Regions from separate parts of the Homo sapiens genome. Here region 2 is linked to region 1. A link is an interaction called in ENCODE POLR2A ChIA-PET data of the cell type or tissue named here. Cell type or tissue: OCI-LY7. All regions are shown on one strand. Each heading gives the region's core, and the rest is flanking DNA. Links, peaks and the distances in the headings are about the cores only.

Region 1 (16,246 bases), core at 3,871-11,870:
TGGGAGATACAATTCAAGTCGGGATTTTGGCGGGGACACAGCCAAACCATATCACTTGGTGACAGTCTACGACCTCAGAGTTCGTTGAGAAATTATTTACATCTGAAAAGGACTCCGAACCAGAGAACACTCTGCAAAAGAAGTAACTGGGCTACCCTGAGCTCTGGACGACCCTCACTTCCTTCTTCACTGATTTCCTCCCATAGCAATTGTATGTCCCACATGCAAATAATCTGCTGTCTCTCACATCTGATCTTACTTAAAAACTCAAGGGGCTCTCATCCTAATTAAAATCCATAATTATTTATGCAGCCTCTTCAATGGTCCTCATTCTCAGCTCAGACCCCATTCACTGCCCACTGTTTGCATTCAGGCAAAGTTAAGAGGTTCCTGAACACTGCAGAGGCACAGAGCCCTCCAACATTGGCCTCCTTCACATTCTTCTCTCTTCAGCCCAGCTCAGACCACGTCATTTCCCTGTGCTGACATGCGCATTGGCTCCCCCTTGCCTGCAGAAAAGTACGCGTGCTTCAGTGTGATCTTCAAAATCCTCTCCTGCCTGGCTCTCCTTTGCAAATTTTTCTCTCATGATGCATTACCTGATCCCCCGCAAAACTAGCATTTTCCACCTTTATGCTGCCTGGAATCCCCAGTACTCCTCTCTTCAATCTTCTTACCTACCCAAATTGGGCCAACCCCCAAAGCAGCTCAAATGCCATGTCTTCCATTAAAATCTTCCTGTATCCTCTGGGTGAAAATTACTTATCCCCGCCTGGTCTGAGTTTGCTCAGCCCTTTGTACCTTCTTTAGGGCTCTCCTCCAATTTGGCCATTTTAATTTAACATTTGAGTGTCCGTGTGTGTTACCTTCTCTAGTAGTTAACAAGCTACTCCAAGATGAGAGCCAGATTTTGGCCATCTTTGTGGAGCCAGGTGTGATGGTGGTGACCAGCAGAAGAATGTGGATAGACTTTGGAATCCAACAGATCAGGATTTGAATCCTACTTCCACCAGTCACTTGTTTTGGGAATTTTGAGAGGTTGTTTACCTCTCTGAGCCTACTCCCTTATCAGCAAAATGACAATATTAATGTCTAATTCCCTGTGTAGTTTTTTGGTTAAAATCCATGCTGGGCATAAAGCATATATTTAATCATTGCCCGTTTCCCCCTTCTTCTCTGATACTTTCCACTTAGTATGTATTCTGTAAGTGTTCTTTTTGTTCTGATGAAATTGCCTGCTGTTTATGCAGACACCCTGCTTCCCTTGACACCAAGAGTAGTGTTCTCTGTCTTCTCCTGAAGACCTCCCCTCTCACCTTGAATCTCTTCGACTTGGTCCAGACAATTAGCTTTTCAGGGGTTTGATGAATGGGCATTAGTAGGAGAATGTCCATCCAGAGGAAATCTTTATTTTTAAAAATTTGCTATACAGAATCAGATGATAATTTTACTTTTAGAGAAAAACAAAAGAGCAAAATTGAGGATAGGACTTGTGATTACACGTCCCTCCTGCAGCCCACATCTTTCCCGGCTCACCTTTGCTGACCTACGTGCAAATTCTTCAGCCTGGCATTTACGGCTGTCCTCCATGGGGCCTCTACACACCTTTCCGCCATGATCTCTATAGTTACCCTACACTTAAGCCAGACTGGTCTAAGTGTTTCCATTACAAATGCCCTGTTAGTTTAAGCTGGTAGCATTTCAATAAGCCAAGAAAAAGAATAAGGTATAAGCTGGGCGCTGTGGCTCACGCCTGTAATCCCAGCACTTTGGGAGCCCGAGGCGGGCAGATCACGAGGTCAGGAGATCGAGACCATCTTGGCTAACATGATGAAACCCTGTTTCTACTAAAAATACAAAAAATTAGCTGGGTGCGGTGGCGGGCGCCTGTAGTCCCAGCTACTCGGGAGGCTAAGGCAGGAGAATGGCATGAACCTGGGAGGCAGAGCTTGCAGTGAGCCGAGATCATGCCACTGCACTCCAGCCTGGGAGACAGAGGGAGCCTTTGTCTCAAAAAAAAAAAAAAAAAAAAAAAAAAAAAGAATAAGGTATATACTAAGGATAACAACATGAACAAAGACATGGGGCTGGGTATTTGCTCTCTGATTTCTTTTCCTCTTTCTGCTAAGCACAACCATCTGCTGGACTCAGAAAGGTCAGCCAGCTACCTGGCAGCAGAATAAACTAGAAAGACTTGCTTGTTCTTGTATTTAGCTGACAGGTCATGAGGATATACTTTGGAGCAGGTGCTACATCCGCACTGGGGATTCAGAGAGAAAGAATGACTTTACCTAGAACTTGGCCCTTATTCCTGAAGGCAACCAGTGTAGCAGAGAAGACCAACATAGACAGCATCCTGAGTAGATGATGGATGAAACACTGGGGTGCTGCAACCAGGCTCTGTAGAGCCAGAAACAGAACTCCCCAGCCTGTGCTCCGTGATCTTCCAGCCAGAAGACGTCCAGGCAGCAGTTTCTCCAACTGCTGCCTGAGAGAGCGCATTTACTATTGCTACTGGGCAGCTGAGAATTTCCTGCTCTGTTCACCTTGTCTGTATCTTCCTATTTAATGGGTGATCAGGGTCCATAAATACTTTCCTTCATTTACCATATTCTAGGGCTGAGTACATCTTCTAGGTCAGTGGTTTGTGGACCAGCAGCATCCGAATCACCTGGGAACTTGTTAAAAATGTAAATACTAAGGCTGACTGCAGACCTACTGAATCAGAAATTCTGAGCCTTCTGGGAAGGCCCTGCAATCTGGGTTTTAACAAGCCCTCCAGGTCAGGTTGATGCATGCTAGAGTTTGAGAATGACAGTTCTAGATAGACAGTAACCTCTCAGAGGGGCACTGGTGTCAGAGATGTAGGTTGGTGGCTTTTGCTGCCTTGTTTCTGTGGGGACTCTCCAAAGAGGTCATAGAGGTCCTGTCATCTTTCAACTCTCCACGTAGATTCCCTAACACCATCTCCTCATCAGTGAATTGCAACATTGGATTAGGCACAATGTCTTACATTTTCTCAAATGTATTTGACAACTTTATTGTTTGTGTGTGTGTATGCCTGTGTGTGGGTGGATTCAGGCAGGGAAAAGGGGTAGGGAGGTTGGTAGAAGTGACAGGAAAAGGATTCTCCTCCCCATGGGAACACTCCAGCAAGTTCTCAGACATGTCACAGGCTGAAGCGCCAGAGGACAACAGCATGGAGCCGTCCATAAGTAAGAATTGCCAAACGTGTGACATCCAGCCATCTGTGAGCCTGTTTATGTGTCTAGAGCCCTCATTATCCTCCTGTGCACAGGAAGGGATAGGGATTAGCGTGCTCTGAGAACAAGGCTAGGATCACTTTATTGCCGTACAGGAGTCAGTTTCAAAAGTGATCTCTGCCAGCCCCCTTGCCATTACCAGAGTCTAGCCTGGCAGCCTTTCCATGGTTCCTACCCAAAGGGCATTTATATAACCATATAGCACATAGGAGCACCAGGTTGGGATGGGGATGGGTTGATAATATCCCCCTGTGGGCAGTGCAGGGGAAACGACATCTGACAAGGCTTAACTGAGAAAGCCTGGCTTAGAATATTGTATGCCAGATTCTGTTTGTGCAGAACACAGCAACTTGACTTTCCTTGGAGGGAGCAGGGAGACTAGAGAGGTGTAAATGAGGCTGTAATGAAACAGCTTCCTCCCTACCTTTTAGCAGCTTACAGAGAGAGAAACAGGAGACGCGTGAATTGAAGGCTGAGTGAGCAGTCTGCTCTGCTCAGGACCCACTTGCTGACAAGAGGCAAATGGAATACTAAGTACTCTGTGCCTGAATGCCTGGGAGCCTCCGGAAGCTGCCTCACTGCGTAGGTGGCAGCGCTAAAGCCCTGGTACAGAAAACATGCACTTGGGAGAGGGGGATAATGATAGCAAAAATGATGATGATGATGATGATGATGATGATGATGATGATGAAGACAATGATGACAATAAAGTTGGATGCCTGCCCTAAGTATTGTATGCTAAAAGCTTCAAAAGCATTCACTCATTTGATATTTGCAAAAGCCCCCAAGAGAAATAGTTACTACTCTTGTTTCTATTTGACAGGCAAGCCTGCTAAGGCTCACAGAGCTTGAGTAACTTGTCCAACATTTGTGTTAGAGCTGGATTTGAACTTACATAGTGCCTAGTATCTCAATAAATAATTACTGAATAAGAAAATGAATGAATGAATAAATAAATACACACATAATCAGCTGTATCTGACAACTATACGCTATCTTAACCCTGACATTGATTTGCGCTGTGGCCTTAGACAAATTACCTGCCTTCTTTATTTTTACCTCCATAGTATTTTTTCACCTTACTCACCTTGAAAGGCTATTCTACCCTGAAAGAAACGAAGAATGCATTGGGCAGCCAGCTGGTCCTATTAAATAGCTGCCTGCAGTGGTTAATTTTATGTGTCAACTTGACTGGCTTAAGGGGTGCCCAGACAGCTGGTAAAACATTATTCCTGAGTGTGTTTGTGTGGGTGTTTCTGGAAGAGATGAGCACTTGTATTGGTAGACTGAGTAAAGAAGACCAACCAATCACCAAGATGGATGGGCCTCATGTAATTCATTAAGAGCACCAATACAACAAAAAAGCAGAGGAAGGGAGAATTTGCTGTCTCTTGTGGAACTAGGATATCCATCTTCTCTTGCCCTGGGACATCAGAGCTTAAGGTTCTCGGACCGTCAGATTCTAGACTTACACAAACCACAAGCACCCCTGCTCCTAACTCTCTGGGTCTCAGGCCTTCAGACTCAGACTAAATGATACCACTGGCTTTCCTGGTTCTCCAGCTCAGTGGTGGTCTATAGTGGAACTTCTCAGCCTCTGTAAGCATGTGAGCCAACTCCATAGTAAATCCCCTTTATGTGTATGTATATATCCTATGGGATCTGTTTCTCTGGAGAAGGCTGATTGCAATACTGCCCTTTCATAGCCCATGCTTTCCTACGGCTGCTTCAGTCTTTTGCCCTATTACACTGGGCCACCACTAAGTATACATTAAGACTCGGCTCAGATTTTGCCTTTTATAGGAAGTACCTCCCGGCTTTCACTCTGACAACAATGCTCCTCCTCTTGCATGTCTACTCTGCCATGTCTCATTGTACAACAATCTTTAGATTACTTGCTGGCTCCCGCACTAGTCTCTTTGGTGGCAGAGACTGTGTTGATCACTTTTGTATACCCAGAGCCTTGTCTTCCTCTTAGTACAGGTAGGTTCTCTCAAAATGTTTGCTGAGTTAATGTATGTATGTACGTATGTATGTATGTGTGTATGTGTGTGTGCCAGGGAAATTCCTTGGTACAATGTAAAGGTCTTAGGGAACAGAGTCCAAAGTGAGCTAAAGGACATCTCAGTGAAGTCTATCAGCACCTGTAGACTTACCATGGACTAATAATGTTCAGTGGAATAAATAGAAAATAAAGTGAGTTGAGCCTGAAGGGGAAAAAATCCTTTCTGTTGAGCGGTGTATCTATTACTTTCACCTGATTTTCCTTTAGGTCAGGGTTTCTCAACCTCAGCACTACTGAGATTACAGACAATTTGTTGTTGTGGGGTCCATCCGGTGCACTATGGGATGGTTATTATTATCTATCTCTGGTCTTTATTTACTAGATGCCACCAGCAATTTTCTCCCCAGTCCCAAAAAACAAAAATGTCCATACTCAGCCAAATGTCTCCTGTGGGGGTTTGGGCAGGTGGGAGGTGTGGCAAAATTATCCTTACTTGATAATTTTTCTTTAGACATTATTGCTGAATTTGCATCATACTTGGGTCATTCCATCTTTGCATTTTGAACTGTGGGGTGGTAGGGACAGGATTAAGAGGTGATATGCAAACCATCATACAGCAGGCCTCTCCCTGAGATCTAGGCTGACCTGGAAGACTGGATAAATGTTACAGACCCTGAACACTAGGTTATTAATGGTTTAATTGAGGGACAACAAATTCAGATTTCACATGAGAAGAGGCCCCACCAGAAATGATCCTAGGCCAAAGGAACAAATATAGACCAAGGATCAAAAATTTGACCTTGCAGTCTTGGGTAAGGTGATGCAGCAGACAGAGAAGCCCAATCTTAAAGATCAGGCTCCAAGGGGTATTGAATGAGATTCAAAGGCAGAAATCAAGCCCAAGAAGACACAGGGGCCTCAGGCAAGGATTCAATTGGCAAAGAGAAGGAAGGACCAGTGTGGCTGAGGAAATGGGACCCAGGGCCTCCACGACTGGCTGCCAACATAACCATTGACCCCTATTCATCAGCCCAAGACACAGAGCTCAGTCCCCAGAGGTGAGAAAGTGGCCCCAGTTTGGAAAAGCTCTTGGACTGTCTCCTATAGATCTCCCATCATGAGACATCATCCCTTCCTTCAATAACTCTTTCTTAAAATTGTAGCACTGACTTTCCCAGAAATTAAGGATGTTTTACTTTTGTCATTTTTATTTGCAACCATGTAAAACAAATCATCCGGCAACTGTCCTACCCTGGAAACAAGGGTTTGTTTCATAACATGGTCTGGGGTTCGTCCAACAACTCTCCACCGAGGCCCATGACGTTCTTTTCAGGCTAACTTCAGTAACACGTCTGAACCACAAGGCTCAGTTTACGAGAGTAACCACAAGGCGATGTCTACACTGATGCCAAGCACAAGGACAAAAACCAGAAGGAAAAAAGGCAGTGTGAGGATCCAGGAGTTCTGTTCACCAATTTCAAACCTCCAGATGTTAGGAACTTTCTGCTTGGATTGGCCAAAATGATTGCTAGTTTCATGCACATGTGGGTAACAGGTAGCATAGGTTTGAGTTACCAGTTAGACACACAAACACACACACACACACACACACACACACACACACACACAGAGTGAAGGCAAACATTTCCAGAAATACCTGATTACCACATGGAGACAATGTCTTAATCTACTACACAATAACCACCTCTGAACAGACAGTGAAGAGGATTTTAAGTGTTCCTGGAACTAAAAAATCAACCCAAATCTAAGAAAGCATTTCTTTACCACCTCCATTTTTGAGATTCTGCTCTGCAAAGTAGAGGAGGATAGAGCTTGAAGGCTCACTTTCAGCAAAACAAAAGAGAAACAAAAAAACCCGTAGGGTTGAAAACAAGGTTATTTGGAAGCTAGGTCCGAAAGTGCCTTACAAGATTTGTGGTGTGTTTGGAATTTAGCTTTCTCTTATCAGCTCTGACCGCTGAACATTAAACTAATGGAGCAAGAGAGGGAAAGGATCTACAAGCAGCTTGTGGGAGAAATATATGAGAGGATGGAAAGTTTTTAAAAATGCGCTTTTCTGTCCTAAACTCTTTAGCAAAAATAAAAGTCTAAAAGGCAGAAACAAGCTTTCTCTGCCTCCAAAAGGAAACGAACGAGTGAATTAGCTCTCCGAGACACCTCAGCTCAGGTAATAAGGAAGGAAGGAACAGAGGATGAAGGGCAGGATTAAAGCTGCTGAAATAGGGAACTCATTCTAAATTAGTCATTAACGAGAGGAAATAAAGAAAAGAAATCGGAGCAATTAGGAAGTAATGAAATCCTTACCCAAATTGCTATTGTCAAAACCTAGATAAGAAAAGGCCTAGGAAATACGAATGTATACAAATCAGTAGATTCTGATGACCTGGCCCCTAGAATATTAAGGAAATTGGCTAACATACTAAATCACTTAGAGTAATCTGAGTTACAAATTGTTAAAAAAAACCATGGAAAATTGGGAAGCTAGCTGGAGGCAGGGGTAGAGGGGTGACAGAGAATAAAAGAGCTAAAAAATCCCACCAAAATGTTAAAGGGGCCACTGCTGAAATCACTTGCCAGGGTTTCTCACAGCCATATTTCAGTTTTATGTCATCATTTTGTGAAAAGAGAATTCAGCCTAAAGTAGCTAGGAAAATGACATGCAAATATATATTATCATAGGAATTTTAACAATTAATCGCAGGAAATTCTATTTTTTTTCCAACTATATTATTTCGGGAACTTTTAAAATAGGCCAGTGAGAATTTTGTTTGGAACTTTACAGGCAATTGCTATAAGTTTACCAAATGGATATGACCTCCAAAGATTTGGAGAAAAATGCATTAGTGGACATGAAATGGCAAAATATATTCTTGAGGACACAGCTTCTCAGAACGTACATCTAGAATCGTGAGCTCTGAATCAGGCCACCTCATTTCTTAAAAGATAGAGGTTTTATCATAGTCACAATTCAAATAAGACAAGTAGAAGGAGATTTGGCCAATATCCAGAGACAGTAAAGTGCTTAAAAAAGGTGCTCAGATTTCATGGGAATCCAAAACGCACTGCAAGGTCAGCCTTACAGTGGTAGTGCAGGCCCCCAGGGCACTTGGCTGACAGCTCACTGACAGCCTGTGTGTGGCACAATTTGTGTGGCTTTAGTGGTGACAGGACCACTGCATTGGTCTGCTCCGGGGCTGTGCATTGCAGCATTTCATCAGGGATATTTTGGAGCACTCAGAGAAACAGAATGGTTACATGCACTTTGGAGCAAAATTCACTTATGATGAAATCCTAGCTCCCCCTCATAAGCTAACTTCTCTGTGCCTCAAACTTTTCACCTATGAAATGGCATTGCTAACTCCTATCCTGCAGGAGAGTTGGAAGAATTGATCATATAGTGAATGCAGTTGATAGGTAACCAATAAAAATGTGGTTTTCTGAATTACCTTGCTGATTTACTAGAAGTTTGATTTGGTGAATTACTCCTTATAGCTGTCAGTAGAGATCTAGGGTGAGGTAACATTGATACTGATTTGTAATATTGATCTGCTTGGGGTAGTACAATGATTCTGGAGAAGCAGATAAATGGAAATAAACCCTTTATAGTCTTCTTGCAGGTAGACATTCAAAAATCTCTCATTTGCCACCAACGGTTCTTAACCAGAGGAGATTCTGTTCCCCTACCACAAGGTGACATTTGGCAATTTCTGGAGACATTTTTTTTGCCACAATTAGGAGGAGGTTGCTACTGGCATCTAGTGCATAGAGGCCAGGAGTGATGGTGAAAGCACATAGACCTTTTTCATTCTAAGGATTCCCTATGCTCAACAGGCAGCCAAATATGAGTCTCAGAACCCGGTAGGAGAAACGAATGGAGGAGTCCCCATCATGGGGAGTCTTAATACTCAAGACTTCTGAAAGTCTAGACCAGGCTCAGGTCCCTCATGTGAAATGAGAGAAAGCAGTTAATTCCAAGACTTTGGGGGCTGAAATCATTCCTAGATAGATCTGTCATGAAGAGGAGAGGGAACATTCTGGGCACTGGTCTGACATTAATTACCTGGCCATCCTCCTTCCTATCCACGATTCTTCCTTCCAAGGCTCAACTAAAAGCACTGAAACTTCTGAGGTGTGATATCCACAAAGGATGCAAACTCAGAAGCCTGCACTCTACTGTCCTTCTGTGCATGTGCTATAGCCAGTGACAGAAATGATGGCTTTAAGTTTCAGCACCACCATGCTTCCCATGGTTAATGTACAGGAGTGATGAGTCATTTGGCCCTAGAGACTAGAATCTATACAGAGCAGAGCTGTACAGGCTATCCTGTCTTTTCTCATTAGAGTAGGAACCTAGAATGTAAGGCTTTCTTTCCTGGGAACCATTTCCAACCACTGCCTTTGGTGTCTGCTTGAGAAGGTCATGTAGACAGATTTTGAGCTTTTGATCCACGCCCAGGTCATATCATCAGTGGGAGCTAATTTCAGCTCTGATACCAGCTCTGGTTTTTGTTTTAGTGTTTCTTTGAAGGGATGATGTCCTCTAGTACCATGATGACTCATGTCAGCAAGCTCAACCTCAACAGAGTTATAAACCTTCCTGCAATGAAATTCTCAGAGAGTTTACTCCACCCTAGGTAATCTATAAACCCTATCATCTACAGAGTGAAGTCCTTGTGCAAAATTTGGATCTATCCAGTGGTCCAGAGGAGGGATCCCCCTAACTAAGGACAGCTCCATTGTTCTCCAGGAATGGAAAGACTTGGAGACAACTTCAGGGAAATTGGAAGTTTGGGTGCTATTAGGAAGTATTTGGTAGGAAAAGACAGTGAATATTTACATTTTATTCTTTTATTCCTGACATGCTAAAATATGTAGAGACATAAAACTAAGTATATATTCTTTATGCTTATAATTCTTATACAGCTATAAAATCAAAACAAAGTCACAAATCAAATACAAACAAAACCAATAACATTTAAATTAACAACATTAATTTAATGTGATGGATATGGTTCTTTTGCTAAAACTAAATTTCAGCTCACAATGTGAATATGATACTGACTGCTGGAATAAATTATTTTGAATTTAGCATGCTAATACTAATGTGGGATCTGTGATGATTCAATTTTTTCATTACTTTTTTTCCTTTGCAAACTACTGCAGAGCTATCCCTGGTGCAGGATGAAGTGACATCACTTAGAAAACATATTTGATGCTTTAGTCTACCTCTATTCTTTCCTCCTTTGCTCAGATAATTAGAATAGTACTAGTTGGCTTTGATGTGATCATAAACTATAAATGTGGTCACTGAAATGGTGGCAGTATTTTCTTAAATAATGGTCATATTAAGGCTTTAGAAAATGCCTGTAAGATTATATAATTGGCATACATATAAAATAAAAAAATTTTTAAATCATCATGGAAAAGTCATAGAACTCTCAGAAATGTGTAATGGACCGCTACTCCACCACATCAACTTTCTTAAATATCTATTTGTAAAACAACAATGCAGGTAATGCAAGAATCAAGAAACCATGGTATATTAATATAAAACCACCTGTTGGTTGTGTATTTCAATGGTTCTCATCTCAGGTTCCTGGTTTAAAGAAGGACTCTTAAAGATTATCACAGCAAAGCATGGGTTATAAGGGACAGAATGGGTCAAGATAGGGAGGTCTAGGATCTAGAAGAGCAGAAGTGCTTAATTAGATGGTCCACTTCTAGATGGAATTAAGATTAGATGATCAGTTCATTTATGCAAAAGCAAAGGAAACAATAGATCCAATGGGAAAGAACGAATCTAGGCTTTCAGCACCTGCCAAAACTGGGGAGTGGTGAGTGGGGAAAAGAAACTCACCTGACCAATATGTTTTAAAATGATAAATACACAAATGATTGATAAGTAATATAACTCATCCATTCACCTGTTCATCTATTCATTTATTTCTGCATATGAATATATTGAATACTTATTAACTCCTATATTAGCTGGGTAGTCAGTAAACAAAACACATTTCTTTTGACTAACAGAAGCACTGACCAAATTTTTACCACCAAGCCAAGGAAAGAGGCAATATGCTTCCTGCCCTATTTGGAGCCTTCTTGTTTGACACCTGTTCTGCAGCCAGATGCTTCCAGGGAGACTGGGCCTTCAGGCAGAGGCTTTGTTCCTGCTCCCCGACCAGGGACCTGACAGGAACACATAATCCCTATCAACTTTTGGTCAGAGACTTCTGCTATGGACTATTGCTTTATTTATAGCCCTGTGATCTCATTAACCCCCAAAAGGTAAAAGTATTCAGGTAGTGTTACAGATGGACATGTTTGTCTTTTCAAGATTCAGAAATATCATTAACAAAATACAGCCATGATTTTATTTAAAGCTATTCATTAGATATAAGTGAAACCAACTTGCTGCAGCAGCCTCTAGCTGCAAGTACAGTGGGGGCTCTCATAGTTCTCCTAGTTCATGTTGGAAGGCATCCTGGAGGCAGGATGGAGGAGAGAGAGGTAGGGGAGAAAGAGAGGCAGACAAGCTGGGCATGAGCCTACCCAGCTATGGGCATCTTCTGAAGACTTTAGACAATAGTCAAAAATGCAATGTAGGCTGCACTGACCTTTAAGAAATCCATTATGATGGGCATGTGCAGAGTTCTGGCATCTCTGGATGCTAGTCCTAAAAGTCCAGGTATCTTCTGAATTGAAACAGGATTGAATCTAATAACTAGAAGATAGAGTCTGGTCGACCAAGGGAGAGGGCTTTTTATTTCCCCAGCACAGAGTCTGGCAATGGTACATGAAGAGGAATGAACAGATGAATCTATGGAATCTAAGACATAGTCATCTGAGGCATAAGTTTCCAGGCTTAGGAAGGCAAGAAGATTCCAGGCTCAACCTACTGGTAAAGTGGGCCCCTGAGAGAAGGTGTTGTCAGGCTTCGGGTTCATAGGCTCAGGGACTGGGAAGAGCTGGTTCTGGGCCCAAGGATCTTCTTTACAGGAGGAAGAAGTGATGGAGCAGGCAGAACAGAACAAGCTCAGCCTCGTTCGGTGAAGCAGCACACTTAGCTCTCATCTCTCATTTCTGTGAATGGAACACACTCTGGTAGGTAGAATTCTAAGATGATCCTCAATTAGTGACACCCTTGTATTATCCTGTTTTCTTGAGGACAAGTGGAATTTGTGACTTGCTTTTAGACAAGAGAAGATGGTAAAGGTGATGGGATAATCACTCCCATGGCTACATTACATTATATAAGACTCCCTTGTAGCAGAGGGGAGGGAGATATTCTCCTGCCGGTCTTGAAGAAGCTGCCATGCTTTGAGATGGACGATAGAGGGGGCCACATGGAAATGACCTGAGGGTGGTCTCTGGGAGCTGAGAGTGGGAACTGACTGATAGCCAGTAAGAAAGTGGGGAACACTGTCATACAGCTACAAGGAGATTAATTCTATCAACAACCTGAATGAATTTGGATTCCTCCTCAGTCAAGCCTCCAGATGAGAATGTGGTCCAGCCAACACCTCGATGACAACCTCTGTGGGACCATGAGCAAAGGATCTGTGAATCCCAACCCATAAGGCTATGAGATAATAAATGTATATTGTTTTACATTTCTGAGTTTCTGGTAATTTATTATGCAGTAATAGATAGCTAATACATGGTTAAGATATGAATCCCAGCTTCTGTCTCTCCAATTGTGTGTTAAAAAGTTACCTAAGCAGTTTGTGCCTCAGTTTCCTCATCTGCAATATGGAAAAAATAATAAAGGTTGTATTAGGTTGGTGCAAAATAATTGCAGCTTTTGCCATGAAAAGTAATGGCAAAAACCGCAATAACTCTTGCACCAACCTAATACCTGCCTCTTAGAATTTTATGAGAATTAAATTGGTAACAGAACACAAATATCTTTATAACTAAAAATATAACGTTCCACCCCTATGCTGAGGACAGAATAACTACTATTATTTTTGATCTCCTATACCAAGACAGGTCCTATCACCGGGGAAGCTTTTGCTTGAGATCCAAAGCCCACATTCAGGTCACGTTACAGATGGACATATTTGTCTTTTCCAGAATCAGAGGCATCATTTCTGATCTCTCTTTCTAGATGTTATTCTCTGTCTGATCCTTTTCGCAATTTCAGCTTTCCTTCCTGTATGCTCAACTGCCTTCACATGCTGCCAGGCCTCTGATTGCAAGCCCCAGCCTAGTAATCAGAGCCCATATAAACATTTCCCCACTGTTCAGTCCAGTTCAGTTTCTGCCATTGGCTCTGCTTCCTTTGCACAGTATCTGCAAACTTTTATGCCTCCTCGTTCTTCTGCCCAGACCTTCCAGATGCAATCTGCTTCCCCAAGACGATAGAGTTAATCAAGTCCTGGACCTTCCTGAATCATCCTGGTACTTATATATATGAATATAAAGTCAAGAACTGGACACTTTGGCTTATTACACCTGCAGACCACTGAGAACACTCCAATAAGCCAAACCCGAGACTCTAGTTCCAATTCTATTCAATTTCCTTGTCCTCATAATTGATCCCCATGAAAAAGAAAGGCAAAAGATGAAATAATGAAAGTGACTGAAAATCCCGTAATCCTGACACTGAGAAACTTCAAAAAGAGTCACATAGTGTCAGGGAAAGAGTAATTTAGAGGGAGGGGAACCTGGGGAACTTAGGTTTCTATCAGATCTGTCATGACTGGTAACTCTTCAGACCTGGGACCCCAAGTGCCTGGAACACCGTAGAGCGTACAGTGGGCGCTCAGTAAATGTTGACTTGAACAAAATAAGTCCATCAGGTAACAAGTCCTCTCATAGTCCAAGTTCTTCATTCATGAAATGAGGCTGGTAATTCCTAGATTGTAGGGCTGCCACAATAATGTACAAGTAGCTAAAATAGGGGCATGCCCATGGTAGGTGCATCATGTTAAGTTACCAGTAAAAAATAGCAGTTATTTTATTAAAGGGAACTGAACACTACCATCAATTGAAATTTAAGTCTATCTAATACAAAGATACTGTAACCCCAAGTGTAAGCCACATATGTAATTTAAAATTTTCCAGTAGCCACATTATAAAGGTAAAAAGAAACAGGTGCCAATTTTAATAATGTATTTAATTTAATACACTATATCCAAAGTATTATCTTTCAATGTATAATCAATATAAAAATTATTAATGAAATATTTTACATTCTTTTTACATATTAAGGCTTTGAAACACAGTGTACATTTTAAACTTATAGTACATCTCAATTCAGAGAAGCCACATTTCAAGGGGCTACCATATTGGTCAGTTCAGGTCTACAAAGTGAATCACCAACAAGCCAGTGAATTGAATGAAGTGGTCTGTTGGCATGTTAACAGCTGTACCAGTCTCTGTTCAACATACGCACTATGAAGTGGAAGTAAAGAATAGATGATTAGGCCCGGCATGGTGGCTCACACCTATACCCCAGTACTTTCAGAGGCCGAGGCGGAAAGATCACCTGAGGTCAAGAGTTCGAGACCAGCCTGAGCAACATAGTGAAACATCATCTCTACTAAAAATACAAAAATTAACCAGGTATGGTGGCAGGCACCTGTAATCCCAGCTACTTGGGAGGCTGAGGCACAAGAATTTCTTGAACCCAGGAGGCAGAATTTGCAGTGAACCGAGATCACGCAATTGCACTCCAGCCTGGGCAACAGAGTAAGACTGTCTCAAAAGAAAAAAGAAAAGAAAAGAAAAGAAAAATAATAGATGGTTGCAAGCCATAAAAGAAAGAGAACTTTGGGGGATGGTCAGACTTGTTGGTAGTGACAGTTCCCAAACATTTGGAGCACCTACCCCTCTTTGTCACCAAAAAGGGAAATGGTGCCCAAGCCAGAATAGCCTATGGTTAAGGAAAAGAACCTTAATTCTGGTTCCTTCCCTCCTTGATAAGATGCAAACATGAAATCATTCTGGGACTCACCCTCTTCTATGCTGAAGAGAGTGGAGAGGCAAGCCTGCTGATTACATCCCTGTATTCACTCTGCAGAAACGTTCCTTCTCCTAAGTTCTTTTCCAGCACTTCTTCATTGTCTTCAACAGAACGGCTTGCAGCAGGCTCTTTTATCACCCTTTTCTGCTCTCCCTTCTCCCTGTACTGGCCAACCAGAGTTCTTTTAAGATGGACAAAGGTGATGGGAAAGCACTTCTGCCTGCAAGGAATAGAGATGCAAGAAGGGACACCTTGGTGGAGTGCCATTTGAACGAATATTAATTAGCTCAGCAGCTAGTTCTGGACAATTGATTTCAAACTCCAGATGTTCTCATTCTAACTAAGAGTCATGTGGAAAAAAAATGAATTGATTAGTATCTTGTTCATTTTTGGTGTCATGTAGTGAAATAATCCAGGACTGCTGAGCTGATGGGATTTTGCTTTGTTCCTCTCTATTTTCAATAACATTTTAATGCACTTGCTCATTCCATCTCTCTTTTGCCTGGGGGGTATATTTTTCCTCTGTGTCCTTCAGATGCAACTGTGCTCTATTTTCTTCAATATAAGGCCCATCCTAACAGAGGAAAAGGTGGAAAATATGGTAGAATGAAAGGACATCATGTGTGTGTTTCCCTTAATGAGGTAAGAAATGGAGGGGGTCTTCATTTGGATCATGAAGGAAGGTCTTCATTTGGACCATTTATGGGATTTTTCTGAAGTTAAGTTTTCTGTAAATAGTGGGGAACAAAGCCCAGGCCTATGCTTAGAGTTTCCCAGGATAGGGTTTATTATATATCCAGTATTTGACATTTTGTAAGGGCTTGGCAATCATTATCAATGATTCAATTATGACAGGTAGCACCAATTATTCACAAAGACGAAAAGAGAAGATATAGAAATGGTGCTCACAGGTCATCCAGAAAACATACCTTCATGCAATTTTGACAATAGCCTCATGATTGGAGTTTCATAACTTTTCCCTGTTTT
Region 2 (16,246 bases), core at 3,125-11,124, 50 kb after region 1:
TTTCAAAGAAACAGACAATTGGCTTTCAGCATTCTCTCCACCCTGTCCCCTTCCACCTTCCCTCTGTGCATGGCCTCTCGTGGGCACATCCAGAGCTAGCATGCTGGGGTCTCTCATTCCGCTCCCACCTCCCTGTGCTTCCCTGTATATTTTCCTGGAAATGCCACGAGCCAGATCAACCACTCATTCAGGACCTAGTTCATCTTGTTCATCTTGCCGCTGTTGTTTACTCATTCGGGGGGGCGGGGGGGGGAAATGATAATATATATAAATATAAAATATGTCAGGAATAATATCTTCTTCTCTCCTTCATATCACAGTCTCAATATCTAAATACTGTCTTGTCCTGAGAGTTTCTGGGCTTTCTCATCTTGCCAGTTCCTCTGGAACATGTATGTTACCCCTTCCTCAAACTTTCCTGCCTTTCTCTGTCTCTATTTTTGTCTCTCTCTCCTTCCAGTCAGGCAGGAAAGTGACAATTCTGGAAAATGACTAAAGAAAGCCTGACTCATCACCTAAGTCCCAGGGCCTGCAGGGTGGAGACCTCCTTGCCCATTCTGTCCAGCTGAGGTCCAGCAAAGCCAGCCTGTGCCAAGACGCCAGGCACCTGCAGCAGCAGCAGTGACAGGTGCCGCCAATGCACCTGTTGTTTCGGTGGGAGGTGCCTCTTGTACGCCAGCTCCTTTTTCAAATAGAAAACTTGTTCTTGATATAATTACAGTGATAAGGCTGTGTAGCATGACAGATAACCCAAACCTGCTGCTGTTGCTGCTGCTGAATCCACTACCATTTGTTGCTTCAGTGATCACTCATGGCCAGAGAGCATGTATTGTAACTTTTCCCTTTCTTTCTTTCTTTTTTCTTTTATTTATTTATTTATTTATTTTTGAGATGGAGTCTCCATGTGTCGCCCAGGCTGGAGTGCAGTGGCATGATCTCGGTTCACTGCAACCTCCGCTTCCTGGGTTCAAGTGATTCTCCTGCCTCAGCCTCCCAAGTAGCTAAGACTACAAAGTGCCTACCACCACGCCCGGCTAATTTTTGTATCTTTAGTAGAGACAGAGTTTCACCATATTGGTCAGGCTGGTCTCAAACTCCTGACCTCAAGTGATCTGCATGCCTCGGCCTCCCAAAATGCTGGGATTACAAGCTACAATATGGCCACTGCGTCCAGCCATATTGTAGTTTTCTATCCCTTTGCAGGGTGAAGAAAAGCAGAGCAGATGGTTAGCTGGTCATCTGTATCTTCTTCTCTACCAGACCTCAAATTCTGCTGGGCTCCAGAAATTTTCCATTTACTTGAAACACTTTTCCCGAAGGTTCAGAATGGGACAACAGGTCAGAAAAGAAGGTCCACAGTCTCTCTGATCTGACTGTCTCAATGAGAGCATATCAGCCCCTTCTTCCAACTCCTTAATAACGAACTGGGAGATATCATGTGACACAGGACCAAAGAATGATTCAGCACTGACCCTGCCACCACTCATAATGTGAATTGAGGCAAATCGTTCTGTTTTCCTGGGTCTCAGTGTTCCCATCTATACAATGAGAGGTTTGTAATAACTGAGATCTTCAGATCCTAGCCAGCCCCACTCTGCAAGTTGTAGTAAGTGACCATTTTCTGACTCCTGATTATCCCACTTGCAAAATTGGAATCTATCATGGGACCTCTTCTTAGGCCCCATGTTCCAATGCTGTGGCATTGGGGATTAAGTTTCCAACACATAAACTTTGAGGGACACATTCAAACCATAGCACTAAGTGCTGAATCCTGTTCAAATTCCTGCATGCTTCCTCAGTACCCATGAGTATTCCTTTATTCTCCAGGATATTTGACAGGATGACCTGTGATAAAAGTCATCTGTTGCGGGGAAGTGTTGTCTCGCAGAGCTGGAGAAGCTACCAGCATTTCTCCCAGCAGCCAGGGATGCCGCCATCGTTAGCTTTGCCCCTTGTGAAAGCTCTTAGAGAGAGAATTGGTCCCTCTTTGGGATCCCTGTGCCTTCCTTGCCTGGATCATTTCTTACCATGAAGGTGTATCCTTACTGAGAAGTGAGTCACATTTGAGTAGAGCTAAAAAAATAAATTTGCAGTAAATTTGGCCTACGAGAGGTCTCCCAGACCATCTAGTACAACCCAGTAGTATAAAGTATCTCTTCCAAAATATTCAGCCTCAGTTTGAACACCTCTGATGGCAGAGAACTCACTATTTCACAAAGTAGCCCATCTAATGTTTGGCTAACTGAAATTATTAATAAGTCTTCCTTTCATGCTGAAACATGCCTGAAATATGCCTTTCTGAAATATCTAAACATTGATCCTAATTTTGCCCTGTGTAGCTTCACAGACGAATTAATCCCACCAATCTCTCCACCCTGACCTACATCTACCACACGAGGCCCTTCATGCCCGTGGTCCCTTTGCCCGCAGTTGCTGCTAGTCCTTATACTGCACCGGGGACCGCCCTCCACACATCCTCTCACTTGACCATATCTCTTGTGAAAGAGGTGAAAGCAACAGTTTCAAAGCTGTTGCTTCCGGGAATCAAAACACCATTCTTTATAGAATAGTGAGCTCTGCCTGACTTGGCCTTGCCTCTGTTTGAGAAAGAGCTTGAAAGTCAGAACTCCCTAAGTTCTATCCATTCTGACCAGCATGGGACAGTATGTCACCACCTCCCACACTGAATACCATTAAGAGAAGCAATTTTAGGGCATGGGGTAGACATACCAGAAATAATCTTTGCACGGTTTTTACCAATCAGTAAAGCACTATCATATCAGTTAGCTCACTTAAACTTCACCTCTGCCATATGCTATAAGAAAATATTATTAACATCTTTAATCAATTAAAACAAGAATCTGAGGCTCAGGAAGATGGGTCACCTGTTTATGGGGATCCTACTTGTCTTCATTCATTTTGTGTTGCTATATGAGAATACTACAGACAGAGTAATTTATACAGAAAATAAATTGGCTGGGTATGGTGGTTCATATTTGTAATCCCAGCACGTTGGGATGCCAAGGTAGGTGGATCACTTGAGCTCAGAAGTTCAAGACTAGCCTGGGCAACATTGCAAAACCTCATTTCTATTAAAAGAAATACAAAATAGCCAGATGTGGTGATGTTCACCTGCAATCCCAGTTACCTGGAATGCTGAGGCAGGAGGATGACAACAGCCTAGGAGGTCGAGGCTGCAGTGAGCTGTGATCATGCCGTTGTACTCCAGCCTGGGCAACAGAGTGAGACCCTGTCTTAAAAGATGAAGGAAGGGAGGGAGGAAGGAAGGAAGGAAGGAAGAAAGGAAGAAAGGAGGAAAGGAGGAAAGGAGGACAGGAGGGGAGAAGGAAAGGAGGGAAGGAGGGAAGGAGGGAGGGAGGGAGAGAAAGAGACAGACAGAAAGAAAGAAAGAAAGAGAAAGAAAGAAAGAAAGAAAGAAAGAAAGAAAGAAAGAAAGAAAGAAAGAAAGAGAAAGAGAGAGGAAGGAAGGAAGGAAGGAAGGAAGGAAGGAAGGAAGGAAGGAAGGAAGGAAAGAATTTCTTAGTTCTGGATGCTGGGGAAGTCCAATATCAAGATGTCCACATCTGGCAAGGGCCTTCATGCTGTGTCAACCCATGGTGGAGAATGGAAGGGCAAGAGATAGTGAGAGAGCAAGAGAGAGATGTGGCCAAACTCATTTTCATAACAAGCCCATTCTCCTGATGACTAACCCATTCCTGAGACAACAACATGAATCTGTACCTAAGGGCAGAGCTCTCATGAGCTAACCACCTCTTCTTAGGCCCCAAGTTCTAATGCTGTGGCATTGGGGATTAAGTTTCCAACACACAAACTTTGAGGGACACATTCAAACCATAGCACTAAGTGGTGAATCCTCTTCAAATTCCTGGTACCCATGAGTATTCCTGGATGCTTGTTCCATGTCCATGCTAGTATATAACCCCTAAGTCCTCGTCCCAACAATGTTCTCTTTTAGTGTGAAGGGTACATGGGCAATGTACCCTGGGTTGTCTGGATTCCAGACAGCTGCCCTCTTGCTCCTTGTATTTACTTCCCAGACGATCAGCTGCTTGTCTGCTTGTTTTGTATCAGTCAGCATTTTTCCATTCCCATCCTGTCCTTCCCTGCCTTCACCTTCTGCCGCTTGCGTTCCAGCTCTTCGCTGTCATTGTCACCAGCCTTCCTTCTCTTCAGAGGGGGAAAAACAATCCACTTATCTCCCCACCTTATTTTTACTCTTGGCTCTAATGGCCTTACTCAGAAATTTCTTCCAAATAGCATTTGTATTATCTTATTTTCCCCAAGCACATTTACCAGCCAAGTGTGATTCTGTAAATAAGGAAATCTGGTTATAGGGGCCAAGAAGTGCATGATCCCAACAAGCTGCCAGGAAGAATAAGAAGCCGGAAGCCCCCTGAATGGGAGGGGATGGCAGGGAGGGGTGCTGCTTTCTAGGCGGACGCTTCTCGGAAGGTTTGAGGCCCGGTGGTTACTCCCTCCCCTAGTGTTTGCTGTTGCTGCTGCTTCCTGGCATTTTGAAGTGGTTGCTTCCAGAAATCAAAATGCCATTCCTTATAGAATGCTGAGCTCTAACTGACTTAGCCTTGCTTCTATTTGAGAAAGAGCTTTAAAGTCAAAACTCCCTGAGTTGAGTTGTATCCACTCCCTACAAATCCAGCTGTGACCCTTGGGCACATAGCTCCATCTTACTTACCTTATTTTCTTCATCTTTAAAATACAGGTATTTGTATCTTCCAAGTAGGGTTGCCAAAAGATAGAAGGGGCTATTGCATATAAACTGCTTGGCATATAGCAGGTGCTCAGGAACTATAGTTATTAATTGGAAGTCTCACACATTTGTTACAACTGAGAACCTGGAAGCTGCTTACCACATTAATCCAAATGTTAGGTGATAGTGGGTGAAAAGGTCTAAGAAACATCTTTCCACATCTGAGTCCCCTTTTCAGGCAGCCAGGTCATTGGAAAGCCGTGCTAGGATGGGACTCATAAAGGCTAGAGAGAGTATTTCCCAGCCTGCATGCGCCAGCCAGCTGCTTGCTTGCCCTCAGATCCTTCCCTATCCCGTCCCTTGCCTGCTTCGTATTGCAGCGGGGTGACTGCTGCAAACAGTGGATCCCAGACTCGCTTGCCCTCTGGCTGCCTTTAGTTTCTGAGATCATTTGGAGAAAGAAGGGCAAAAACAAGGCAAGCTATTTCTGCCCTGTGCTCTCTCTCTTTCTGCTCCGAGTGACACTCCTGGAAGTAGCGATGGTCCTAGCTGTCACTAGTCTGTCCCTCCCTTCCTTGTCCGATCTCCCCCTAGGAGTCCTAGATTTGGGATTTTGTGCTTTGACAAAACTATCTCCTTCTTTATCTTTACAACCCAAGGATGATACTGACTATCCGCTACTGCTAATCTCTGAGTTTCTTGTCTGTCCCGTTTGGCTTCATTTTGCTTCCAACATTTTGTAATGGGTACCTTGTATTAAACTATCCCTGCCGAGCTACCCAGCATTGGTTTCCTAACTATACCTTGACTGAGATACAACCCAGACTCAGGAGTATTCTGTTCTTCTGCATGCCATTGTAATTTTATAAAAAGATTCTTTAAGACCAGATTTTGAGTAAAAGCTATCATTAAATAATGACAGTCAAATATCAAAAACTTCTGTATCCTAGGAGTTGGCCTACCCTCAGAGATCACCTGGTCTAAATCCTTTTTTTCTGTTGATAAAATGAGGCTCTGAGAGTTTGAGGGACTCACCCTAGGTCATTTAGTAAGAGTCTCATTTTCCTAGTGGGTATTATTCCGCCATGATTTGAATATGAGCATCTCCTTAGCACAAAGACAAACACCATATATTTTTATTTCCCTTTAAGGGATTGGCCTATATTTACATATATATTTCTTGACAGGCATGATGCAACTTGGCATCTTTGCATTGCAAATAAGTGTCAAAATCTACTAGGTCAAACATACATAATGGACAATGGCATGGCAAAGCTCTACTGGACTACTAAATTCACATGATTGTATCTCTATATATTCAAATATAGATGTAGATATACAGATTTAGATAGAGAAAGGGACACAGGTACAGAGAAAGGAAAAGATACAGATATAGATGTACTGTTCTCCCCCAAGTCATTACTAAGTTTTAAAAGGAATAAAACAGCATGCTTTTCTACTCACCATGCATAAATCATCACTGAAAAGGAGCCCAGAAGCATCTCTGCAAACTCGTCTTAGAGATTTGAAATACACAGAAGGTCCATTTCTTGATGACCCAAGCAAAAAAGTTCAAGAGTGAACTTGGCTTTGGGCAGGGCTAGCAGGCAGTACGGCCTAGCTCACAAAGGTATGTGGGCACCCAGGAGGGGTTAATTAGAAAAAAGCTCTAAGTAAAAGGGTTATAGCTGGACTAGGATAGGACAACTAGCTTTGGTCAAGAACACTCCTTCCCAAAATACAAATTCTGAGGCTGAGGCCATTGTCTGGGGTCAGGAGCTGATGTCCAACAAGAAAATAGGGCCAGAGGATCACAGAAGGCCTCTTGTAATCAGGAGACCAAGTCAACTGTAGGGTAAAGAGAGATTGGTTTGAGAAATCAAACAGAAATCCAAGCAACTGAGGTGAAAATTAAAGCAAAAGTGAAAATGAACTGAGTAGACATCGAGAAGAACTGGCCAGCCATGCTGGAGGCCCCTGAGTCTGAGTGAGGACAGGATTAGCAAATGTGATTTCCACTCAAATCAGAATTATTGGGTCACCTTTTCTTGTCCTTGAAGGAGCCAAGGTCACATTCTGCAGTTAGAGCTGCATTATCTGAGCACAGCCCCAAGGGGGCCAAGACTTGGCATTTTAACTCCACTGGTGCCAGGTGATGCCATCTAACCTGTGATCACAGACAGGCCACCTCTCAAACGTGGAGAGCCTGTACATAATTACACATCTTGGGTATGAGGAAGGCCAGGTAGACTGGGTATGGGAATCACAGCAAACCCATATCAGTTTTCCCACAGACAGTTCCCAGGCAGGATGGCCTGGAGCCCAGGGAACATAGGTCCCGGTACTGAATTGGCCTAGAAAAGCCTTCTGATCTAGCCTTATTTCTGAGTCATGATTGTCAAACTCCCATGCTCCAGGAAGTAACAGTACTTTTTTTCATTTTCCTTGTCCCCTCCCTCTCTTTTAATCTTTGAGGACTACATCTCTGCTTATGGTGTTTACTAAATATTTTTGGGTTTGAATTTTGAATTCTAAGATGCTTATAACACTGGGCTCACCGTATCAGCCTTAAGCACTAAATGGAGTATGGTTCATCATATACAGGCCTCAATTTCGAGTCCTGGCTGTCCCCTATTCAACTGGCTTCCCAGCTGAGACCAGGGAGTTTGGCAAAAAGGGGAAGTAACTGTGGGCCTCATTTGAATTATAGAACAGGAAGGACATTAGGTCAGGGCTAAGGCACAGGAAGTGGAAATATGGTTGTCTCTGTTTATCAAAGACAAGCTAGAGTATCTTGTGCAATATAGTGAACATAGAACAAGACATGCTATGCCCATCACCCTCCTCAAGGGTAAAATCTTCAAGTGATATAAGATGTGAATCAACCAAGTGCATTGCAGGGGAAGGATCTGGGATGGGAGGAAAGAAGAGAGGAGAAAAGAAAACAGCATGACTTGGTGAAGATGAAAGGAGATGGAGCCCAACAGGCCTGAGTATCATTCTGGACCACCTCATGGCAGCTCTGGCTCTTTGGTAAGTTCCTCAACCTTCCTGTGCCTGTATCCACTGCTGTAAAAAAGAGATAATGATAGTACTTCTATCCTGGGATTATATCCAAAATTAAATATTTTTCAAAAAAAAAGTCTGGCTCATTTCTTCCTACTAGCCTCCAGTGAAATATATGATGTCTTATAAATGCCTTATTACTAATTAAAATAAAATGTTATTGCAACCTAAGGAGTGGGAGATCTCTTTTGGCTTCAAGATCAAGGGAGATAACTTAGAGAAAAAGCTAAAGGAGCTTTAAAGTACCAGATGGCTTTGGTAGGCAGAGAAAAGCAGGGACGAAGACAAGACACCAGACCTAGGGACAGATGTGCTCTTGGCATATGCTCTTTCTCTGCATGCTCCGTGATCCCAAACCTTCTCTTTTTCCTGAACACCATTTGTCCTCATTATTTTCCACATTCAGCCATTCAAATAACACCTTTTTTTTTAAACATCCTGCATTAATCAAGCCACTGGACATATAAACCACAAACAAGATAGGCATGATCCCTGCCCTCTGAGGTTGTCCTTCTACTCCCTAACATTATCTTTCTTAAAAGCTACTTGGGAGGCTGAGTCAGGGAGAGTTGCTTGAACCTGGGAGGCAGAGTTTGAAGTGAGCCAAGATCGCGCCACTGCACTCCAGCCTGGACAACAGAGCGAGACTTCGTCTCAGGGAAAAAAATAAATAAAAGCCAATTGGAGGCAGGCACTCTGGTTCATGCACCTTCTATATCCTATATCCCCATGGTGCTGTGCACAAAACAAGTGCTTAATAAAGAGAGTTGATGAATTGACTGACTTTGCTCCTCCTACTCTGCTATTCTCTGGCTTCAGATTCCATTTATAACCTCACTCATTTATCTTAAGAAATATCCACCTTTGATCTTGGGCCATGGTGGGCAAAGCAGAGTGTGGTCCACTCTCAAGACAAGGCAAGAGAAATCCAAAGTGTGGACCAGGTAATAATGAATAAGAAGTATATATATATATGGTCCATACGCAGAAAAAAAAATCATATCTTCAAATAAGCAGATTGGCTTCTGCTAGACATGCAAGGAGCTTGATTGAGGCTAAAAAAATAATTTTTTTTTAAACCAAGCTGATATTCAGAACATTCAAACTGGTGATTAATAAGATAGCCTCTTTGTGCTTCTTTAATTGATGAAACTTTGACAAAATATTGTTTTCATTCACTCATTATGACTCAATGAATACATTTTTGAATTAGCTTTATTGCCTTTAAAGCGCTGACTTCAGGCATTCTGGTGCACTGAGCATGGGTCCTTTTGCAGAATATATTCTTAATTAACAGTTTGCTACTGATCTGACACGGGTCTCACCTGCCTTTGTGAGGATGGAATTTAATTTTTTTCTTCTTGATTGGCCTTGCCATTCACAGAACGTGTCGTCGTTAGAGAAGGAATTCCATTTAAAATTCAGATCAGGTCCTCCTGCGTGTCAGCCAGCATTCCCTCTCCAAACATAAGTAAAGGAGGGAAGGCCTGCTACTCACAGGGCTGCTTTGCACTAGGAAAATACTTTATACAACCCCTTTCCCACATGGCAGCACTTTCCACAGTGAGTACTACAGAGACTCTGTATCGTGAACATCATGACCGGTGTCACGAGACCCAGGAACAGCCCGGGCTCCAGCACGCAGAATCTCTCTTGGAGACTCCCTGGGTCAAGTCTGTAGTCTATTCCCCACTGACTCATGCAATCAAGAACCTGAAATAATGGAGATAGGAGGAGACCTTGGGGGAAGGATGACCTGAAGAAACCAGGCCTTTACTCTACTATCCTTGAGGGATTGTTCAGTTCACTGTATCCTTTCACGAAAGTCTGGAGAGGCGGAAAGACTCAGAACTAGCTGGAGACAATGCTGGAAGAGGATCCCAGATGTCCTCAGTTTGAGCAGCCAAAGATACTGTGAGCTAGAGATATCAGCAGTTAAGGGAGTGCAAAACAACACAGGAAACCTGTCTTCTGTCTCCTCTCTCCCGTGCTTTCTTTAAGCACATATTACAAGGCAGAGGCTAAAAGCTGCCAGTCTCCCTTAGCGCAGCCTGTAATCCTATTAAAACGGATTATTTCATTGTCCTGGGCTATCAGATCTTGCTAAGAACTCATTTAGGTCAACCTTTTAGGATGTTTACACACATGGAAAAAAATAATGTTAAATAAGTCACTTGCCATGTTTCTCAAAAAGAGCTGAGCTGGGCAGGCTTGACTGTGTACAGCCCTGTGTCTTTTTCATGGTCTCCTTAAAGCCTCATGAAAGTTTGGGCTTTGACTCCTCAGCTCTAGCAGCAGACGCAGGGACCTGGCACAAGAGTCAGAGCCTAGTAATTTCCATGGAAATGACTGGAATGTTAAACCCACTTTAATCACCTCTGCTTGCTGGCAACCTCACTCTGAATTCCTTTAGTCAGTGCAAACTCTAAGGCACAGAGAGGAGTAAGAGAGAATAGAGCAGTATGACTGTGGGTGCCCAGTTGGAAGTCAAGAGTTCCTTTCTACTGGGCTTCTGAGTAGCCAGGGGCCCAGAATGATTCATGCTCAGTTTGACATTTAATGTCTCAAGGCTTAACTCACTTCCCCTGTCTCCTCACTTTGCCATGCTCATTTCAAATAATGGCATCAGCAATCATCCTTGCCCAAACTAAAGCTCTGGAAGCACTGTCTACTCCTTCTTTATCCCCATAATCCTCAGTCTTGTTCATGTCAGCTCAGGTTTCTCCACTTCTTCCAGATGCTCCTGTAGTAGGTGACTTCTGATATAGCTCCCAGTGGTCTCCCCTCTGGTGTCTGCACCCTAGTGCAGTCCCCTTGTGTAAGGTCCTGAGCATGGGCTGGACCTCGAGATTTCCAAGCAATAGACCACGGCAAACACAATGGGATGCCACTTCTGTTATCAGGTTACAAAATTCTGAGACTTCCATCTTGCTCCGATTCTCTTTCTGGCTCTGTTTGTTCTGATGGAGAGAGCTACCTGGTAAAGGACAGAGTGACTTCCAGCTAACAGCCAGTAAGAAACTGAGTCCTGCCAACAACCCCTGAGAGTCTTTGCAAAAGGATCCTGACCCAGTTGAACTTCCAGATAACAGGAGCCCTGGTCATCACCTTAACTACAGCTGGGGAGAAACCTCAAATCAGAGGACCCAGCTAAGCCATGCCCAGATTCCTGACCCACAGAAACTGAGATACTAAACATGTTGCTTAAAGCAACTAATTCTGGGGTAACTGTTATGCAGCTACAGAAAACTGATATACCTTCCTATCCCATCTTCTACTCCAGCCCTCATTTTTATTCTTCTTGGTCTAACGAACTCTAAAAAGTCACTCAGCTGGTCTCCTTTCTCCCTTGTACTTCCCTCCCCAAACTATCATCTCCAATGTTATCGTATTATCTTCCTAAAAAAGACAAAATCAAGCTGTCACTAAAGGGTGAAGCTCTAGGTTATCAACTCTCATTGCAACCAAATTAACTTCACTTCTACCTATTTAATATTGTATGCATCTCAATTAGATTTTATTTAGGGAGTAAAAAGAAAATGATCTTTCCACTGTAACACTAAAAATTAAGACAATTTAAGGGTGGGTTAATCATGGGAGCATTTATAAATATTTATTCTGATTGTCCAACTTTTGGACACACAGTAAGGCTGCTCTTTTTTACCTTCTTGAGGTTTAGGTGTGACCATGTGGCTGCTTTTGACCAATAAAATGTGAATGGTACATGTTACTTTAGGTGCAAGTATTTAGTTGCCAGCACTCAATTCCCACTTTCCTATTCCCTGCTATAGCTTCGTGAATCATGCATCATCAAATGGAGCCTGGGACCCTGAGTAGCTATAAGAGCAGTGCCCACCCTGCCCATCTATGTTAAATGTGTAGCATGAGTGAGAAATAAATCCTTGTTACGTGAAATCACTCAGATGTGGAGGGTATTCGTTACTGCAGCACAGACTATCACACTCTGACTAACCCACAGCAGCAGTAAATTAGACCAACCTCCAATTTCATACATTAGAAAACTAAGGAGAAAAGAAGTGCTTACTTAAGGTTACCTAGAAGGGCACCCAGTCCCAAGAACTCTGCAGGACACTAGGCTCACAACCCTGTGATGTCTATAAAAACTGATGATCCTTCTGAGCTTAGGACCAGAAAAGGGCACTCTCTTCCCACTGGGAAAGACCCCTCTCCAGGCCTACAGGCATTCCCCTGCGTGGGGTCACCTGCTAAGATCTAATAAGCAGCACAGGCCACCCTCTTCCTTAGTTCCTTCTCATCATGAGTATCAGCTCTTTCTGAGCCTTTCTGCACCTTCAAGGTAGATTAGGGGTGAGAAACTGGAGGCTAAAAACCTCTTGGCAGTTTACAGTAAGAGACATGTCATTCCCAATGAGTTTGCACAATTTGAGGCTTTTTGCTGTGCTCTCAAGGCATGAAACTGGCAAGAAGCAAGGGTAGACACTTCGCCTGACTTCCTCCAAGTAAGATATCCCTATAGAGAGATGGCTTTTAAAGAGCTCTGAAATAGGCCCTTTGTAGGCCTACATAGGCTTCTAGCAGAGTGGCCATATGCCCCAGCTTGCCCAGAAGAGTCCTAGTTTCACCTACTGCCCTGGAATCATTATTAATAGTGCTCCCTTTCACTCTCAAATGTGTCCCACTTTGGATGATAAATTATACAGTCACTGTAGCTCCAAGACTGGAGTCACCTGCCAAGCTTCATTTCTTAATTCACTCCCCACAGGCCACTGCCACTGGCTGACAGGAAAGAATTTCCACTAACCCAGAGCTACCAGAGAGAGTTAGCTTCAGGCAGCAGCAAGACCATGGGGATCATGGGTTCTGGTCTTCCCTCTAATTCTGTCTGGCTGTGTGATTTTGGAAAAGTTGCTTTCCCTCCTTTGACCTCTGTGCTATATAAAATAATGGAGCTGGATGGAAGGGTGCTTTGATTTCCTTCCAGTCTTTGATTCCATAAAGCTGTCTATAGGAAAGATTTCCCACAATGGAGGAATCCACATGGACACCAAGCTCTGAATGCAGATGGAATCCATCATGCAGCCCACAGATACATTTTTTAAACTTTTCCTTTCAATCTCTGTAGATGCTGTGATTAATAAAATGCCAAATATTTCAGAAGCATTACAAATTTCAGAATAGCTGCGTGTCATTAGGTATTTTCTTAGTCAATAGGATGAGAAGCGCCACTTCTGTAAGGTAGGGGGAGTGGAGTGGAAGGCAAAATATATTGTCTTTAAAAAAGGATATTCGATTGTGCAGGGCCAGGATGGCTGACTAGAAGCAGTGGTGATGGGAGGCTGCCATTGAAGAGAACCATAACAGCATGCCAATCCTGCACTGGCAAATGAGGTATCCAGGTTCTGTCATCAGAACTGACTAGGTGGCTATCGTGACTCACGGAGGGAAAGGAAGAGCAGTGTGGTGCGGCAACCCACCTGAGAGACACACGGGGCAGGGGAGCCCCACACACACACACAGCCAAGGGAGGCGTTCTGGGGAATCCAGGCAGCTCAGATGAGTGGGTTTCCCCCCAGCAAAGCACACCCCCTCCACCAAGGACAGTCAAAGTGCTTCGTTAAAACGGGTCCTGCTCCTTGTGCCACCCAACTGGGTGAGACCCTCCAACAGGGTTTGTCAGACACCCTATACAGGAGCATTCCTACAGGCATCAGGTCAGTGCCCCTCAAGGTCAGAGATCCCAGAGGAAGAAGCAGGCACCCATCTGTGCTGTTCTCCAGCCTCCTTAACTGACATCTCCAGGCGTGGGAGCAAACCAGATGAATAGGGCCTGAAGTGAACCACCAGCAAATCACAGCATCCCTACAGAAGAGAGGCTTGACCCTTGCAAGAAAAATAAACAAACAGAAAGCAATAATAGCATCAACAACAACAAAAAAAAACCCCACAAAAACCCTATCCAAGTGTCAGCAGCCTCAAAGATCACTACTAGACAAACTCAGGAAGATGAGAAAGAATCAACAAAAAAAGTGCTGAAAACCCGAAAGGCCAGAATATCTCTTCTCCTCCAAATGATTGCAACACCTCTCCAGCATGGGCACAGAACTGGATGGAGGATGAAATTAACAAATTGACAGAAGTAGGTTTCAGAAGATGGGTAATAACAAACTCCAGTGAGCTAAAGGAGCTTGTTTTAACCCAATGCAAAGAAGCTAAGAACCTTGATAAAAGGTCATAGGAGCTGCTAACTAGAATAACCAGTTTAGAGAGGAACATAAATGACCTGATGGAGCTGAAAAACACAACACAAGAACTTTGCGAAGCATACACAAGTATCAGTAGCCGAACTGACCAAGCAAAAGAAAGGATATCAGAGTTTGAAGACCATTTTGCTGAAATAAAGTATGCAGGCAAGATTAGAGAAAAAAGAATGAAAAGAAATTAATAAAACCTCCGAGAAATATGGGACTCTGTAAAAAGACTGAACCTACGATTGACTAGAGTACATGAAAGAGATAGAGAGAATGGAACCTAGTTGGAACACACTCTTCAGGATATTATCCAGGAGAACTTCCCCAACCTAGCAAGACAGGCCGACATTCAAATTCAGGAAATACAGAGAACACCACTAAGATACTCCACAAGAAGATCAACCCCAAGACATATAATCTTCAGATTCTTGAAGGTCAAAATGAAGGAAAAAATGTTAATGGCAGCCAGAGAGAAAGGCCAGGTCACCTACAAAGGGAAGCCCATCAGACTAACAGCAGACCTCTCAGCAGAAACCCTACAAGCCAGAAGAGAGTGGGGGCCAGTATTCAACATTTCTAAAGAAAATAATTTTCAACCCAGAATTTCATATCCAGCCAAAGTAAGCCTCATAAGCAAAGGAGGAATAAGATCCTTTCCAGAAAAGCAAATGCTGAGGGATTTCACCTCACCAGGCCTGCCTTACAAGAGCTCCTGAAGGAAGCACTAAATATAGAAAAGAAAAACTGGTACCAGCCACTGCAAAAACACACCAAAATATAAAGACCAATGACACTATGAAGAAACTGCATCAACTAGTGTGCAAAATAACCAGCTAGCATCATGATGACAGGATCAAATTTATACATAACAATATTAACCTTAAATGTAAATGGGCTAAATGCTCCAATTAAAGGTCACGGAACGGCAAATTGGATAAAGAGTCAAGACCCATTGGTGTGCTGTGTTCAGAAGACCCATCTCATGTGCAAAGACACACATAGGCTCAAAATAAAGGGATGGAGGAGTATTCACCAAGCAAATGGAAAGCAAAAAAAAAGTAGGGGTTGCAATCCTACTCTTTGACAAAGCAGACTTTAAACCCACAAAGATCAGAAAAGACAAAGAAGGGCATTACATAATGGTAAAGGGATCAATTCAACAAGAAGAGCTAATTATCTTAAATATATACGCACCCAGTACAAGAGCACCTAGATTCATAAAACAAGTTCTTAGAGACCTACAAAGAGACTTAGGCTCCCACATGATAATAGTCAGAGACTTTAACACCCCACTGTCAATATTAGACAGATCGACAAGACAGAAAATTAACAAGGATATTAAAGACTTGAACTCAGCTCTGGATCAAGTGGACTTAAGAGACATCTACAGAACTCTCCACCACAAATCAACTGAATATATATTCTTCTGAGTGCCACATGGCACGTATTCTAAAATCGACCACATTATTGGAAGTAAAATACTCCAGAGCAAATGCGAAAGAATGAAATCACAACAAACAGTGTCTCAGACCATGGTACAATCAAATTAGAACTCAGGATAAAGAAACTCACTCAAGGGCCGGGCACGGTGGCTCACATCTGTAATCCCAGCACTTTGGGATGCCAAGGCGGGTGGATCATGAGGTCAGGAGATCGAGACCATCTTGGCTAACACGGTGAAACCCTGTCTCAACTAAAAGTACAAAAAATTAGCCAGGCATGGTGGCAGGAGAATGACATGAACCCAGGAGGCGGAGCTTGCAGTGAGCCGAAATAGCGCCACTGCACTCCATCCAGCCTGGATGATAGAGCGAGACTCCTTCTCAACAAAAAAAAAAAAAAAGAAAAAAAAAAAAAAAGAAACTCACTCAAAACCACACAACCACATGGACATTGAAAAACCTGCTCATGCATGACTCCTGGGTAAATAATGAAATTAAGGCAGACATCAAGAAGTTCTTCGAAAAAATAAGAAGAGACAATGAGTCGCTGGGACACAGCTAAAGCAGTGTTAAGAGGGAAATGTATAGTACTAAATGCCCACATCAGAAAGCTAGAAAGATCTCAAATCTACACTGTAACATCACAATTAAAAGAGCTAGAGAAGCAAGAGCAAACAAATCCAAAAGCTAGCAGAAGACAAGAAATAACTAAGATCAGAGCAGAACTAAAGGAGATAGAGACATGAAAAACCCTTCAAAAAAATCAATGAATCCAAGAA

The links. Peaks named below come from ENCODE experiments on the same cell type or tissue, not always from the same donor. Only the 100,000 strongest peaks of a DNase experiment are listed, where the experiment ranks them.
Region 2: POLR2A ChIA-PET joins it to region 1 with 5 read pairs; 2 of 35 experiments call an interaction of 5 or more read pairs at or near these places.

The regions. Positions count from the first base shown.
Region 1 is chr15:87,703,997-87,720,242 of GRCh38, forward strand. No RefSeq gene overlaps it. Among named protein-coding and RNA genes, the nearest start is that of LINC00052, 140 kb to the left of the region's middle. In OCI-LY7, for the core only: no CTCF peak of the experiment used is centred there; no DNase peak of the experiment used is centred there.
Region 2 is chr15:87,754,828-87,771,073 of GRCh38, forward strand. No RefSeq gene overlaps it. Among named protein-coding and RNA genes, the nearest start is that of MIR11181, 180 kb to the right of the region's middle. In OCI-LY7, for the core only: no CTCF peak of the experiment used is centred there; a DNase peak (open chromatin) is centred at 7,434; H3K4me3 peaks cover 511 bases.